2 separate regions of the Homo sapiens genome follow, and region 2 is linked to region 1. Evidence: read pairs that join two places in POLR2A ChIA-PET (ENCODE). Cell type or tissue: PC-3. All regions are shown on one strand.

Region 1 (8,000 bases):
TTGCCGCAGTTTGAGGTAAAATGTTTGAGGAAAAAGTCTGTCTGAGCAGGATGGGCCAAATAATGGGTACTTATAAGAGAAAGGAGAAGGAGACTTGAGACACAGAGACACAGGGGAGGAGGCCATGTGAAGACAGAAGCAGAGATTGGAATGATGCTGCCACAAGCCAAGGGATGCCAGGAGCCACCAGAAGCTGGAAGGGGCAAGGAAGAATCCTCCATGTCTTGCCTCATGATACCCCTTCCTCACCAACACACATTGCCTGAGCCTCAGGTGCCTTTTCTCAGTTCCCTGAAGAAGCTAGACTCTTTGTCTTAGCACATTCACACATGCTATTCTAGAGCCTATGGATATGGTGACTTTGGACTTCTGAACACTGAGATAATAAATTTCTGTGGTTTTAAGCCACCAAGTTAGTGGTATTTGTTATGACAGCCTGAGGAAATTAACACAAAGGATAACACTTTAAAAAATAAATAGGAGATTTATCTAAGTTATAAAATGATAATTTAAACACAGACCCAATAATTTCTTCTTGGGCACTATGTTTATGCCAGGCTTGGAAGAAGTCATTAAAACCATTAATATGTCATCTAGAAAAAGAGGCATTTTCTCCCAGAGTTTATGTATCTTGCTGAGAGTCTTCATGGGAGCAATCTTATTAACATATCAGAAATCCAACTGTGCTCATATATAGGTATAAGTTTCCCTTTGAAGATTTATCAACTGGCTAAAGTTCATCAATGAAAATCAAATTAATGGTTTTTGCTTAAAATAATACCATCTTTCCTGGGCAAATAGATGAGTATTTCATTCTTTTCAGAAGGAACTTAGCTTACATAGTAACAAAAAACAGCACTTAGCTTTGGCAATAAATAAGCTATTACAAACACCATTTATCAATTTTGCAGAATGGCACTGTATTAAAATCAGTTATTAAAATAACACACTGGGTATTGACTTACTTTTATAAGTGTATCAAACTGATTTACCACTAGTATGAATGGGCCTTAGTCAGGTGACAGTGCATTTTGTGTGCGTGATTTACAAATATATGCTTCATTTTCATACAAATTTTATTAAATTATTCCACCAGTGGGAGATTCACTAGTTGGTGAGCATTTTACTCTCAATATATCTCTTGCGGGGTTTAGGAGGAGCATTCATTCCCATGTTGATTGGGATAAATTGGTTCTTGTCACTCTTTCTCACCTCCTCTCTAGACTTCTAAATACTAAATGGCTTCCTCTTGTTCTTAGAATGTGATACACTGTTTTGATTTGCATGTCTCTAATGATCAGTGATGATGAGCTTTTTTTCATATGTTTGTTGGCTGCATAAATGTCTTCTTTTGAGAAGTGTCTGTTCATATCCTTTGCTCACTTTTTGATGGGTTTTTTTTTTCTTGTTGTAAATTTGTTTAAGTTCCTTGTAGATTCTGGAAATTAGACCTTTTTCAGATGGGTAGATTGCAAAATTTTCTCCCATTTTGTAGGTTGCCTGTTCACTCTGATGCTAGTTTCTTTTGCTCTGCATGCAGAAGCTGTTTAGTTTAATTAGATCCCATTTGTCAATTTTGGCTTTTGTTGCAATTGCTTTCGGTGTTTTAGTCATGAAGTCTTTGCCCTGCCTATGCCCTGAATGGAATTGCCTAGGTATTTTTCTAGAGTTTTTATGGTTTTGCGTTTTACATTTAAGTCTTTAATCCATCTTGAGTTAATTTTTGTATAAGGCATAAGGAAGGGGTCCAGTTTCAGTTTTCTGCGTATGTCTAGCCAGTTTTCCCAGTAAGAAAGAGTGTCAGGAAGGTCTACTTTATCTTTTGTTACTTATACAAGAAACTGATCTCAATTGGAGAAGGAATGTCCACATTTCTATCTTTTCCATAAATAAAGCCCAAGGCATTCCTACACAGTCAGGCATGCAGGAATTTCTTAGCTCTATTTATACTAATGCTCTTGAAGAACAAATATCCTGGTTAGGTAGGAAACAGGCTGTGCTGGAAACAAGCAGCTTGCTGTGGTGGAAAATGTGAAAAGTGAGGGCTCTTCTAACTGTCCCTAGAGTTCGGTCTTGCCTGCCCATCTTCCACACACTCAACCAAGCTTGCCCATACTACCATTATAGCAATTATTGTACTACATTTGTCTGCCTGTATTTCTTGCCTCTAGCCAGTATACTCTTTGAGGACAGAATGATACTTTTAATAGGCCTTGGTATCCTTAATACACTGCATGCTTCCTGGATCACTGTGGGCATCCAGTTGCAATCTGTCAATAAACAAGGCTTTTGAGTCTGATAGACTTGACTTGTGTTAGCATTCTGGCTCCGTCATAAGTGGGATTTTGGGAAAGTTGCTTTATCTCTTGGGACAGTTATTTTTTTCATTTGTAAACTAGAGATGACTGTTTAAGTATGTTGCAAGATTGCTTACTTATCTTAACCAGGTATGGTAGATTGAATTATTAGTTTAATTTCTACATCCCTCCCTATACCCACGCCTTTTGCTATATGACTTTGCATTTTCTCACTAGATGCACTCTCCTCCTCTTTACCTGGACTCAGGCATGTGGCTTGCTTTTGTCTATGGGATGTTAGCTGATGTGACACAAGCAGGGGCTTGAATGGTGCTTTGCCATTGTGCTGACATCTTGTACCAATGCCACTTCTACAAGAACTTCCCTTGGAAGGTATTGCTCCTTCAGTCTGAGCTCCATAATTAATACATCAATGCATACATGTGGAGTTGACTATAGCACAACATGCAGCAAGGAGCTAAGCCCAGTCAGACCCACAGCTAGGAGCAGAGCCATTTTAACAACTGCAGAGTGAAGCAAAGTTGCCCCAGCTGACTGGCAAATTTGGAAGTGAGAATTAAATCCTTCTGGTCATATGCCACTGAGATTTTGTAGTTTGCCATGCAGGAATAGTTAATTAATGTAACAAGGTCTCCCAGAAAATGGACTGAGGCAAAAGCTTATGTAACACCTGTTTTAAATAAAAGGACATGATAAAGGAATGCAATCCCAGGGAAACAGGAGTAAGGGAAAAAGGGTGACGAAGGAAGAAGCCAGTATAAGTAGGTGTTACCAAGCCTGCATCTACTTGGTGTACAGACAGTCTCATGGCACTGTCTCCTGAAAGGGCATGTGAATTGCTGCATCCTAGGGAAGTTTATGGAGATGGCAAGGAAAACAATTTATCTACTGTTTCCTAGTCTCCATGTTTGTTGCATGGGTATTAACTCTCTTTCACTTTGGAGTTGCTCATGTGTGTTGAGGAGGAAGTCTTGAACATTTTGTACTCCAGGCAGCAGGGACTCTGCATGATGAGAGGTAAGAGGTGTGCAGAGCATGAGGGGTGAGGAGCTCTGGGTGGTGTTGAGGTACAGTGAGCCTAGGTGGCTGGGAGGAGCTCCTGTGGAGATGGTCATAGAGGCAGCAGCTGGAGCAAAATAAAGCGCCAAGAGTCCCGGAGGCAGCTGATGCTTAGAGGCTCAAAGGCAACAGAGAAGAGGTGGCTGATCATGCTTTATTTACTGGTAGCTATTATTATTATTAATATGCTTTAGGGGGAACCTATTGAAATCTAGTTCAATTTTAAACACAGTTAATTAAGAAGCATATCTTTATTTGTTTTGCTATTTTCCAAAGTGAAAACTCTGATTTGGAACATTAGAAATCAAGGGAGCACTGGTTAATTTTCATCCCTCTTCTTTCATTTTTACATATTCCAATGCTTTGCCTTGCAACATCATTAATACTTTATATTATTTTGTAAACACATGTCTAGGTAAGGTCACTGAAGAAGGTTCTGGAAGCATTTAATAAGTGGTGTAAAATCCTGATATTGATATTGCAAAATGAAATAACTGATAAGGAAAGTAAGACTTTTGGGTGATGTTGGAAATCTAATTCTCTTTATTAACCTTGTAATTCCAGTAGAGGTGAGATTTGGGATAATGGTCTAAGGTGAAGAATTTTATAGTGAGTTTGTCAAGAGCTCTAGTTTTAATGAATTTATAGCCAGATCTGTTAATGGAGTCATAATAACAACAGGGAATGTGATAATAAAATTAGGAAGAATCAAAAAATATTTGTGATAAAGAACAAATTGATAAGCAGAGATTCCTAGATTGAAGTTTCCTGCTGCCGTGGTAAATCTAATTTCTTGTTTCTTTCTCACTGGCAGGGATTGATATAGAAGTGCTTGATAAGCAATACAGGTCTGAGCAGTATTGCTATGGGGCTGATTCACTAAAAACCAGAACTTACATAAGCCTAGATTAAGTGGGAAAAAATAAAGGAATTTAATAGCCAAATGGACCTTTAACCTATATTGCTGGTCACACACCAGTTTCTTAAAAACTCCACCCTGAACCAAGCTTGCAAACTGTTATTGAAAAAGCAAGGGGGGCGGGGGCACAAGAGTGTTACATCTTGTATACCAAATGATAAAGATAATACTTATTTACTGACATTTATGGATAATATAATCCTTATAGTGTTTAAATTAAATGTTAAAGTTAATCCTCTTTACACAGTAAACTTCATCAGAATTTGGATGAGAGGACTAAAGCAAAGTCTTGGGTTCTAAACTAATGTCATTGTCTAGAATTAAAAAAAATGAATAACCTAGAAAAGGAAGCTGAACTTTTCACAGGACACATGCTTCGGGGGCTTATATTGAATAGAAATTCTTTATTAGCAGCTACATAAGAAAGAGGCATATAAAGGGAACTTTTTTTTCCATGCTGAAAATGATAGATATTTACATTTACTTGAATCTTTTTTTTTTTTTTTTTTTTTTTGGCAGAGGTCTTAAAATGCCTTTTTCTTTTGTGTTTATTCTGACTCATCAGTAATTCCGCTAATAATTTAAGTTCTGGTAAGGCATGGATTCCAAAGCTCTTAGAAGTCAACTTGTAAAGAGCTGGTGCTTAAAAGTAGCTGATTAAATGGCAGTACAAGGTGGAGAGGAGTGAATGATCCTGAGGTCAGCAACTCCCCTTGTGAAAATGTCATAGTGATGTGGAAAAAAACCTGGACACCCTCCCTTTTCTCCCTTCGAGTAAGCAGTAGTTTGGGGGCTGGGGCTGTGTGTTGGGGGTGCTGCTCATGTGGGCTTCCAGGAGCTGAGGCTGGATATGTGGGAGCCATTGTTCTGAGGCTGTAGGGTATGAAGCCATGGGACACAGGGGTCAAGGGTGGAACAGGAAGTAAAGGAACTGGTAAAGCCTCTAGCCTAGAGAGCTGGCAGAGAATGAAAACAGAACTGGAGAGAATTGGTGGGTGTAGATTAGACAACAGGCAAAGCTGATTGAACAGGTTTGGGAGGTGAGGGCTTGAAAGCAATTTTTCAGAGGCTATATGACTGTGGCTGAACCTGCTTCAGACAGTCAGGCCCTACTGTCAAGAAGGAGTTGACACTCTGCTTGACTGCGTAGTACCATGTGCTTCCTCACTGCTTCCCCTTTCTCTGGATTATCCAGATAGGCTTGAAAGAGAAGGGTGAGGATGGTTAATCAGAAAAAGACTCCTGGCTTACAAATCTGCAACGTAGCTCATCGACAGCTGATCAGGACATGTGCATTGGGAAAACTGTGCTTTCAGTATAGCAGAGATAAATGCTTTGAAATAAAGGCAGAAAAAAAAAAAAAAGAGATCATGCAAGTTTTCACATTCAAACTATAAAGCTTGCAATTTTTAGGCATTTTTTCCCAAGCCCCTTCGTGCTCTTTTCAATACTTGCTCTGAGAGAAGAAACCCTCTTCAGTTTGGTGATCCATGGTACTCTGGTTAGGAGATATGTGCTGTGAGAGAAGCAAGGAGGGCGGAATGTCAATACAAGTGTGACCATGACTGTGACCATGATAGCCACTGTGAACACTGCCAATGCCCATGCTACTATTAGGAACGGGGCCTTGTTGGAGGGAAACTACCTCCGCTTTTAAGAATGTATATGTTTAAGGGCATTTCATTGTAGAACAAAAATAGATTGGTGTGAAGCTGAGACATTAAATACCTTAAAAATTTCTTACATCACTTGAAATTTATTTTCTTCCTTTTTGGGTCATTTTTGAGGCTTATGGACATAGGGGTGCTACTCAAACACGTAAAAAGCTATATGGCTTGGGCACTGGTCATCAGAACAGATGCCAGCTGCACTGTTTCAGCAGGGCCCAGGAACACCCTGCCCTGCCTGGCATCACTTCTGCAGCTACACAATAGGAGTGGGGACATAAGGAGACCCCGGGGAAGCATCAAGGTGGCTAGCTCAATGAGGTCACATTGTGGGAGCTCAGAGATTCAGCTATTTACTGGTCAATATAGAAGTATTTACATTTTGTAGCAAAAGGTTGGCCCCACAAGCTGAGTAGCAGTTCTGCCTTATGAAAATGACTTGCTTGTCCTCAGCCTTTGTCACTCTAATGACATCCATCATCTCTTCAGAATTGCACATATCCAGACTGTTGATGTCCCCAATTCCGCAAGAGGGGCTCTTTCTGTTGGCTTCTAAATAATAGATTTCCTGTACATCTTTCCCACAAGTGTTTATACTAAGATGTCTACTCAAAGTGTGGCTCAGAGAGCTCTAAACATCTTACTTGACAGCTTTGGATCAGTCACGTTAACTCCTCATATTCCATGGACACTTGAAAATCTAACATCCAAATGTATTGAGTTCTTCATTTGTTAGATATGAAAGACACTTTTATGTCTAGCCAGGCTCAGCGGCTCATGCCTGTAATCCCAGCACTTTGGGAGGCTGAGGCGGGCAGATCGCATGAGGTCAGGAGTTTGAGACCAACCTGGCCAACATGGTGAAACCCCATCTCTACTAAAAATATAAAAATTAAACGGGTGTGGTGGCGGGTGCCTGTAATCCCAGCTACTTGGGAGGCTGAGGTAGGAGAATGGCTTGAACCCAGGAAGCAGAGGTTGCAGTGAACCAAGAATGCAGCACTGCACTGCAACCTGGGTGACAAAGTAAGACTCTGTCTCAAAAAATAAATACATAAATTAAATAAAATAAATAAATATTAAATAAATAAATTTTAAAAAGACACTTTTCAAATTCAAACTCTTCTAACGAAGTCTCACTCTCTACAGAATGGCTTATATGAGGAGCTGAGAGAGTGCTAACTGCCAACATGTGTTTTAGTTGAAACATATTTGCTAATGTAAACAACTTATGCCTGCCTGTGGCACCCAAGAAGGTCACATGAGGCTTGCATGATACTTGGAGAATGCTGCTCTCACAAAGATTAATACGTGTAAATCTGTAACTCATATTTCTGTGCTCACACGTGTCTCACACAATTAAAGAGAAAGGGGACTTACTTACATCAGGCCAGCACTCTGAAAACTCCAGCATTTGATCAATAGAAAAGAAGGGAAAAAAATCAATGAAAAATGAAGGGAAACTGAAGAAAAAATGAATTAAGTGAATTTCCCCCACTCCTTCTTTTAGTTTGGATTTATTTGCTGTAGCTTTTATTTTTTCAAATGCAAAGTATGTTTCTCAAGTAGCTTTTTTAATTTCAGAGAATAAAATGGCTTTGAAGCTGTTTTCAGTGTTTAGGTAGAGGATAGCTCTTTGACAAAATATTGTAAGGCAGTGGTTCTCAAACTTGAACAAACACCAGAATCACCTGGCAGCTTCTTAAAATAAAGCTTGCTAGGCCCCACCCCCAGAGATTTTGATTCAGTAGATCTGGGATGGGGCCTGAAGATCTGCATCTCTACCAAGTTCCCAGATAATGCTGATGCTACTGGTCTCCAGGTTTACCCTTTGAGAACAACTGTAAGGCAGGGGTTATTAACCTCTGATGCACAGGAGAATCACCCAGGGAGCTTTTAAACACTCTCCAAGCTAGGGTTCCATCCTCAGAGTTTCTGATTTAATTAGCCTGTAGAGGTTCTAGGGAATTGGTAATGCTTAAAAACTCTCCAGGTGATTCTAATGTTCAGCTGGTGTTAAGAAACATGGCCTAAAGA
Region 2 (8,000 bases), 310 kb before region 1:
CAACATATGAAAAAGTATGTTACAGGGATAGGTTATGGGAAATTGCACAGAGATACTCTATAAGAGATGGCCAGCTTTTACAATCATTAACTGCATTTTGAAGTCTCGCATTACAATGAATAGCTGCTTTTTCTTTCTTTTAGGACATGGCTTTTCTTGGAGAATATGTTCATATTCATTTTCTATGTGGTGCTGCTCTTTTTAAAATTTATCTGATTCCTGTGATTGTGATTTTGGGGATTTTAGACTTTAGGGATTTTGATCTTTTGGGATTTCAACATTTGGGATTGTGGTGTTCAGGATTGTGTCTTTTGAGATTATGATCCAAATCCCATGAAAGGGATGCCCCTCCAGGTGTCAGCCTCCTTTGTGGGTACTTCTCCAGCTCCAGTGCTAGTTTATCTTCTTCTGGCCCCAACATCTGCCCATTTGGTCCCAGTCCACGACTAGTTCTTAAGGATCTCACAGACTCTTCTAAAAAGAAAGAAGACCATTATGTTTCTCTCAAGTCCTAACTGGGTTTATCCATGGCTAAATTTTGATCTAGCAGGGACCAGAGAGAAGACACTAATGATTACAATCCTAGAACAGCCCTCCACACAGGTCAGTGGTGTGGCATGAGGGGCACTGAAATATGCCCCCTCTGAGGGTCCCTCCTCAATTTGCTCATCTCTGAGCTGTAGTTCACTCCTGGCTGACCTCTAATTCCCTTTCCAAATTTGACATCGGGGTTAAATGATAAAGATGTAGATATTGTTTATAAATAGTCCTTATAAAAATGTATGTTGCCTGAGAAGGGACAGAGACTTCAGGAGTACTTACAAGCCAAAAATCGTGGTTCAATAATGTTCCTTTTGAGTCCCTGACACTGTATGAAATAATGACTTAGGGCAGGATTAGCCCAAGGTAATTTTGTCGCAATAAGGGAACATCGTTGGAACTTGCTGTTTTCTTATTGATGTTTTCAGGACTCATTACAAAATATCTTCTAATGCCAGTAAGAATCCTTTTAAAAGCAGGAAGCTGGATGGCTGCAGGCAAGGCAAATCAACTTTCAAGATCAACAGTCAATTCAAGACAGGTCCTAGTGCACAAAAATAACTACCTTAGAACATAGTGATGTTTGGTACTTGAGATTATTGAGTCACGAACTACTTTTCTTGATTCCCTTGTGGGTTCCATTTTTTTCCCTCTCAGCTCTGCTTCCCAGGGACTAATGTCTTCCATCACTATTAAAAGCAGTAGCTCTTCTGCCAGGGGCTACCAAGGCCACGACCTCTAATGCCACTCACTACTTTTGCTCATGGCTGCCATGTCTGAAGCCAAGAACATTGATGTTGGTGTAAGGGTACAACCTTCTGAAGGTGCCAGCGCTCTCTCTGGCCACTGTTCAAACTTCTATCAGCAGTCCAGCAGCTGTGTTGTGCCTTCAGAGTTCGCAAAACAGGACTAATGCTTTCGTTTTTGTACCTCCCTCATGTGACCATTCAGAGAAATCTGTGCAATTCATTCAGTTATTCAACACATACTTACTGAGCACCTGCAATGTACACACTTTGTTCTAGGTTAGGGACATATCAGTGAGCAAAATAGATGAAGTCCTTGCTCTCATAAAACCTACATTCTTCTGTGTGGTGGGGGAGATTATAGTAAACATATGACAAATATTGTACTCAATTTCAATTCCCCTCTCCCTTCAAAAACTTCCTCATTGTTCTTGAATGAAACTTGTGAGTCTTGATGCTTTTTCCTCTAAAGAAAAAAAATGAGTTTTTCTCAGGATGTTCCTGGACCCCTGATATGAATAGACTACTCATGATTGTTCACCCACTCTGAATCCTGGGGTAAACATGATATAAATTAAATTGTGACCCTTGCTATATAATGGACAAAGTGAGGGTTTGAAAGAAAAGAAACTCATGGATTATCTTCTAATTTGTAGAACACACAAACATCACCCAAGATAAAAATACAGATAAACTTGACAATTTAAAGGTGAAACAATTTTAATTTCTCAAATATAATCTATAACCTAGAGAAGACATTGCTGGTTGTTGCTCCAGCGACCTCAACTGTATGGTTTTAGAGCCTTCTTGGGGACATGTGGCAGAATTGCCTTATATGTATAGTTTGAAATGGAGTCTTTCAAAGATATTTCCTGATAGAATATAACTGCTGTATTTAAAAGCCCTAGTTAATGAGACAGCCTCACTTCATGTCACAGACATGTAAGAGAACATCTTCTAAAATAGAACTGTCTGAAGTAGAGCACACTTGTTGACAAGGTCAGCAGAACACAGGAAATAGTCTCTGTGAGATATCTTCAAGCCATCATACTAACCTTTACCAATACTTGCTTAGCTGCCACATACTTGCTCTGCTTGCCCTTGTGAGGGTTCAGAGTGAGATGTCTGCAACAGAGAAGAGTGTCTTGAAGGAACAGGCCTTTTGGTACCTGTTGACAGGGACAGGAGGCAGGGGAATTCTGGGCAGAAGAGGGCAGGTCCCTGGCGAGGACCTCACCCTCAAGCTAGAACCACAGCCCAAAGTGAGAACTTCACATCCCCGCTTTCCCACTTGAATGCTGCCTTTTCCAAAATCACCCATGGCCTACCCTGCCCCCCATTCTGTGCCCATAAAATTCCCAGGCTTTGCTGGCAGAGGGAGAAGAAGAGAAGCAGCTGGATGCCAGAGACTACAGTTGGACCTCAAAGAGAAGCAGCTTGACTTCAAAGGAGCAGTTTGACGGCATTGCTTTGGAGAGGAGTCTGGCTAAGGACGGCTGGACTTTGGGGGAAGATTACCTTCCCACTCTGTCTCCTTTTTAGCTCCCTTTTCCACTGAGAGCCACTTTCATTGGCAATAAAATCCCCTGCATTTACCATCTCCAATTTGTTCGTGTGACCTCTTTCCTCCAGGACGCTGGTCACGAACTCGGGTGCAGGTGCAAAAGGCTGTCACACTGACCCTCCACTGAGCTCTTAACACCTAAACCATCCAAGGATTGCGAAGCTAAAAGAGTACTGACTATAACACTCCTTCTGGGGCTTCAGGGGTCGTGGGCACCCTCCTAGATGCTGCTGCAGATCCAGCATGGAGTTAATTCCTGCTGGTGCCCAAAGCACTCGCCCCGGCTCCTGCACCCGCTCACCTGCATGCTCCCTCCCGCAGAGAGATTGAGTGCAGTGAGTTCGAGTGAATGCAGTTTGCCCCTGATGATGCCTGTGCACTCCAGTTCTTGCCTGCAAATGGGTCAGGGAAAATTTCCTGCTTCACTGTTACCAAAGTCCAGGGACCACCACTCTCTCTCACATCACCTGGTTCAAATTGATCTTTCTGCATTGGCCTCCCAAAGTGTTCTTAGGAGTGAGCCACCATGCCCAGCCTCCTTTGCCAAACACTTTTAATTCCCATTTCTTGATTTGTTTCTTTCTCTAATACACTATACAGACAGTCCCCAAATCTAACAATAGTTACTTACACATGATTTTCTGAATTCATAATGATGCAAAAGCCATGTGCATTCAGTATGCTTCTCAATTTATGATGGGTTTACATCCAAATAAACCCACCTTTAAATTGAAAATGTCATAATTCAACTTATATTATTTTCCACTTACAATGGGTTTATTGGGATGTAGCCCCATCATAAGTCGAGGAGCATGTGTATATTTTACTTTTAAATCTTGTTTATTGTCTGTCTCTCCCAGGGCTTCATGTGATTTTCATGGGCCTTAGGCATATTGCTTCTATGGGACCCTTCCTCTATGTAGAAATGCTAGAATTTTTATTTGAAGACTGTATTCGTATAAAAACAATTCTAGTCCAGGCTGGATTCATTATTTTATATTCTTTTTTTCTTCTGATTTTAAATGAAGTTAAAATTAAAACAATTTTGTGGGACCCTGAAAGTATTATGGGCCCTATGCACTGTGACTAATGAGTAAATCAGCTCCTGAGAGTTCACAACCAGCCTGGGCAACACAGCAAGACCTTGTCTCCACAAAAAATGTTTTAAAAAAATTATCCAGGTGTGGTGGTGCATGCCTATAGTCCCAGCTACTCAGGAAGCTGAGACGGGAGGGTTGCTTGAGCCTGGAGTGTCAAGCCTGCAGTGAGCTGTGATTGTGCCACTACACTGCAATCTAAGTGACAGAGTGAGAACCTGTCTCAAAAAAAGAAAAAGTGTTAGGGGAAGGACAGTTGAAGTTTCAGATAGGATATCTCAGGAGCAAGGTTTCCTGAGCAGGTGACTCCTGAGTAAAGAGCTAGAAGAGGGAGGGATATGCGGTGTTCGAAATGTAGACAGAGATTGTTCTTGTAAGAAGGATCAGCAGGTGCTTAGGCCCTGAGGCAAGAAGGCACTTACTATGTGAATGACAGTGAGGAGGCCAGTGTGACTAGAATGTATGGACAAGGAGACAAACAAAGGGAAGAGTAGTAAGAGATGAGGTCAGAGAGTTGACTGAAGGCCAGACCACTGGGATTGTGTAAGGTTACAGGAAGAACTTTGACTTATATTTTGACCTGATTTATATTTTAAAGAGATCTCTCTAGGTATTGCATTTATTTTGAAGAGAATAAATTGAAGGAGGCACAAGCACAAGGTGAAAGACCAGTTAATAGACCACAGTAACAATCCAAGTGAGTAATAATGGTGACTTGAACCAGTGGAGTTGCAGTGGGAGTGGTGAGAAGTGGATGGATTCTGTAACTATTTTCAATGTAGTGGTAACAGTCTTTGCTGATGGGTTGAATGAGTGTTGTGAGAGAAAAGGAAGGGTCAAAGATGAATACAAGTGTTTTGGCCTGAGCAAAAGAATGGGTGGAGTTACCATTGATTGAGATGGGGGAAGACTGAGGGAGGGAGAGAGGGAGGAGGTAGGTTGGATGAGAAGAGCAAGTTCTCAATTAAAAATGCAGATGCCCATGCTGTAAAAGCAACTGAAGATGTTCTCACTAGAAATATACTTCTGGGAGTCATCAGTTTGATCTCATTCAGTCATCAATTGAATATCATCAGGTGATGGTATTCAGTGCCTTGGGATGGGAAGAGATCACTGAGAGAGTAAGTCCAGAGAGTTGCAATGTCTTTTAAATTTTTGTATGTTCAACAACTAACTCAGTACTTGACTTCCAATACCTATTACTAATTGAATGAAGATGTTTGTACTTGTCCCCCTAGGAGGAAGCTATGCACATAATTTCCAAACTAGTTACTGAGGAAGTGTTAAGCCCCCTTGTTATATACACGTAGCTCCCTGATATTTTTCTTGGGACATTTATTTCAGTTTGCACTTCTATGTTTATCTGGATGATTATTTAAGTTATAGCTCTCCACCTAAGCCTTATGAGGGTAAAGACCATATCCTCTATTCTTCTTCCCACTGACATCCAGCACAGCGTCTAAAATATAATGGTTAACTTGTTGAGCAAAAAAAAAAAAAAAACGGAAAATACTTTTTTATATTAAAGTCATTTTATTTGGACTTATCTATTGAATAAACTTGCTTGGACTCTTAAAGTCTACTTTTTTAAAAAAAACAAAATCTAATGGGGAAAACCACAATAACCTAAATCTTCATTTTCAACTAGTAGCATTAAGTTAATACTCCTTCCTTATCTGCTCATCTGCCCAGACCAATCATCAATAGATAGAGAGTTCACCACATACTCTCCTTACAAAGTCTGTGTATAACCTCACACCCTTCCCAGACACTGTCTCAGTTGCCCACTACCACATCATCTGATTGGTACTCATGACAAAACTCATCTGCTATCCTTTACCTAAATCACATCAGGTGACCTCAAATCAGCTTTATGCCCCCATTGGGCTAAATCTATAAAAATAATATCATATTTATGGATATTATAACTGCAAAGTCAACATGGCTAATTAGCACCCACATCCAGCAACTCCTTGTTGTTCCTGCCGAAAGGAAAGCCTTTGCTATCATTGGGCCAGCTGTCACTTAGTAATAGTTGGTCTATGATGCTACTGCAGCAGATGCTTCCCAGCCCTCCCTCCCCACAAATAAAACCCACTACTTAGTGAAGGGTTCTTTGGTGTCTAGCTTTTATAGTTCAGAATTTCTCTTCAGTCTTAGAATGTTATTACATTTCAAAAAAACCATTCTTTCTGAGATGTCTGTATATTTCTCTGATATCATGATTTCCTATAGCATTAGCTCTCATAAGTTTTTCACCCAAACTAGCAAGGGTATTGCTGGTCCTTTGCAACCCCCAAACTACAGGATCCTTTCTAGCCTCCATTCATTTCAAATGATTCCAGCCCTGAGAAATCAAATAAGAAGACTAGAATTTGGATGAGAGAGTTTGAGTGCTCTACAGTGCAAGGCTTCAAGGGGTTGGGAGAATCTGATTTGAAAAGCATGTCTGGGTGGAGGATGCTAGTGGTGCTTTTGAGGTCTGCTCAAGCAAAAGATGGTATGAGGCCCCAAGTTCTGGAGCAATGTGTGCTTGCTCTTTTTGTTATTTTAATTACTACTGATTGTGCATTTTCTTTGTGCTTAATAATTGTATAGATTTTATTATTCAATTCCTTCACAAATCCTATAATGCAGGTATTATCATTTTTCCCCATTTTACAGATGAGGAAACTGGGCACTAAGTTATATACTTCAAAAAGTCTCATAGCTAGCAGATGGTATAACCAATATTTGAATCTGTATCTCAGAATTTGTCCACTTAACTGTTTCCTTATTTTTGCCTCTTGGTGTTCAGTACCAAAGAGGCTTGCTACTGAAGCCATACCTTAGGGCATAAGGATTGGAAAAGACTTGAAAGATACGCAATTCCTATTTTCCTATTTTTATCTGAGGCTAGGCTTACATCCCCAGATAAAATGGGAAAGAACTGAACTGTCTTGATTACTGCTGTTTCCAATGCCTAGGCAATGTTTGGTGTACAGGTGCTAGACAAATATTAGTGGAAGGAATACATGATTTGGAATGAGAAGTTCAAAGCCATCATCACATAGTCTTTTTTCCTAGCACCAATATTTCCATAAATATTTAAAAACCTCATGAAAGTCCGTAAAGACTTTCATGACGTTTTTAAAAAGAAATGGCATTCAGTGGCTATCTGTGGTTCTCTAATGTCGTGGTGCTCAGGGTGGATCTTTGCAGAGCACACTGTCAGAGGACCCCTGTTTATCAACTTTTTTTTTTTTTTTAGAGACAGGGTCTTGCTCCTGTCACCCAGGCTGGAGTGCAGTTGCATGATCATAACTCACTACACACTCGAACTCCTGGGCTCAAGTGATCCTTCCGCCTAAGCTTCCCAAGTAGCTAGGACTAAAGGAGTGTGCCACCACATGTGGCTTGTTTATTAACTTCTTGAGTGATCCCTGTGATTTTAATTGGAAAAGTTCCCTTTGCTTTCTACTCTAAACTTCAGCACACTACACTGATGATGCTTAAACAGCTGCTAGTTTCCACTCTAGAGGAGTCTACTTTTCAGCGATGAGCAGGAGAATGCCAATAAATAGGGCTGAAGCAGGGTTCCTGGAATAAGGTGTGAGACTCAGCTTATCCTTATGGGATGTGTCAGGTGAATCATAGGGCCGTCATGGAACTCCTTGCTCACCTACGCTCCTGAGAGTTTAGAAGATGTCCTCCATATCATTAGTTACAGGACCTATCTGTATATAATTACTTCCTGGTTTTGACGTAGATGACCCAAATGACCAAAATCTTCTGTCATGATCAGGCCGTCTTCCAGTGTTTTAGTCAGTTTTGCTGATAGGCGATATTTAGATAAGCCTTTTAAAACCAGTCATCTTATCTAAACTTTTAAGCTCTGTGCTACCTAAATATATGTCCAGCCCATCCCTTGTGTTAGTTTACTACTGGGCAAATATTCATAAAACAATGAAAAAGAGTTCTATATTGTACTATTGAAAACCATACTTGAAGCTAACCCCATATCCTTGATTACCCATTCCGCTGTCCTGATGGATCTCTTCCCTATCTTCCCTT

What was found. ChIA-PET counts read pairs that join two places held together with the same protein. Peaks named below come from ENCODE experiments on the same cell type or tissue, not always from the same donor. Only the 100,000 strongest peaks of a DNase experiment are listed, where the experiment ranks them.
Region 2: POLR2A ChIA-PET joins it to region 1 with 24 read pairs; 1 of 35 experiments calls an interaction of 5 or more read pairs at or near these places.

Annotation. Positions count from the first base shown.
Region 1 is chr4:110,659,023-110,667,022 of GRCh38, forward strand. No RefSeq gene overlaps it. Among named protein-coding and RNA genes, the nearest start is that of PITX2, 40 kb to the left of the region's middle. In PC-3, no CTCF peak of the experiment used is centred here; a DNase peak (open chromatin) is centred at 4,939; H3K27ac peaks cover 684 bases.
Region 2 is chr4:110,353,294-110,361,293 of GRCh38, forward strand. No RefSeq gene overlaps it. Among named protein-coding and RNA genes, the nearest start is that of ENPEP, 120 kb to the right of the region's middle. In PC-3, no CTCF peak of the experiment used is centred here; a DNase peak (open chromatin) is centred at 4,398.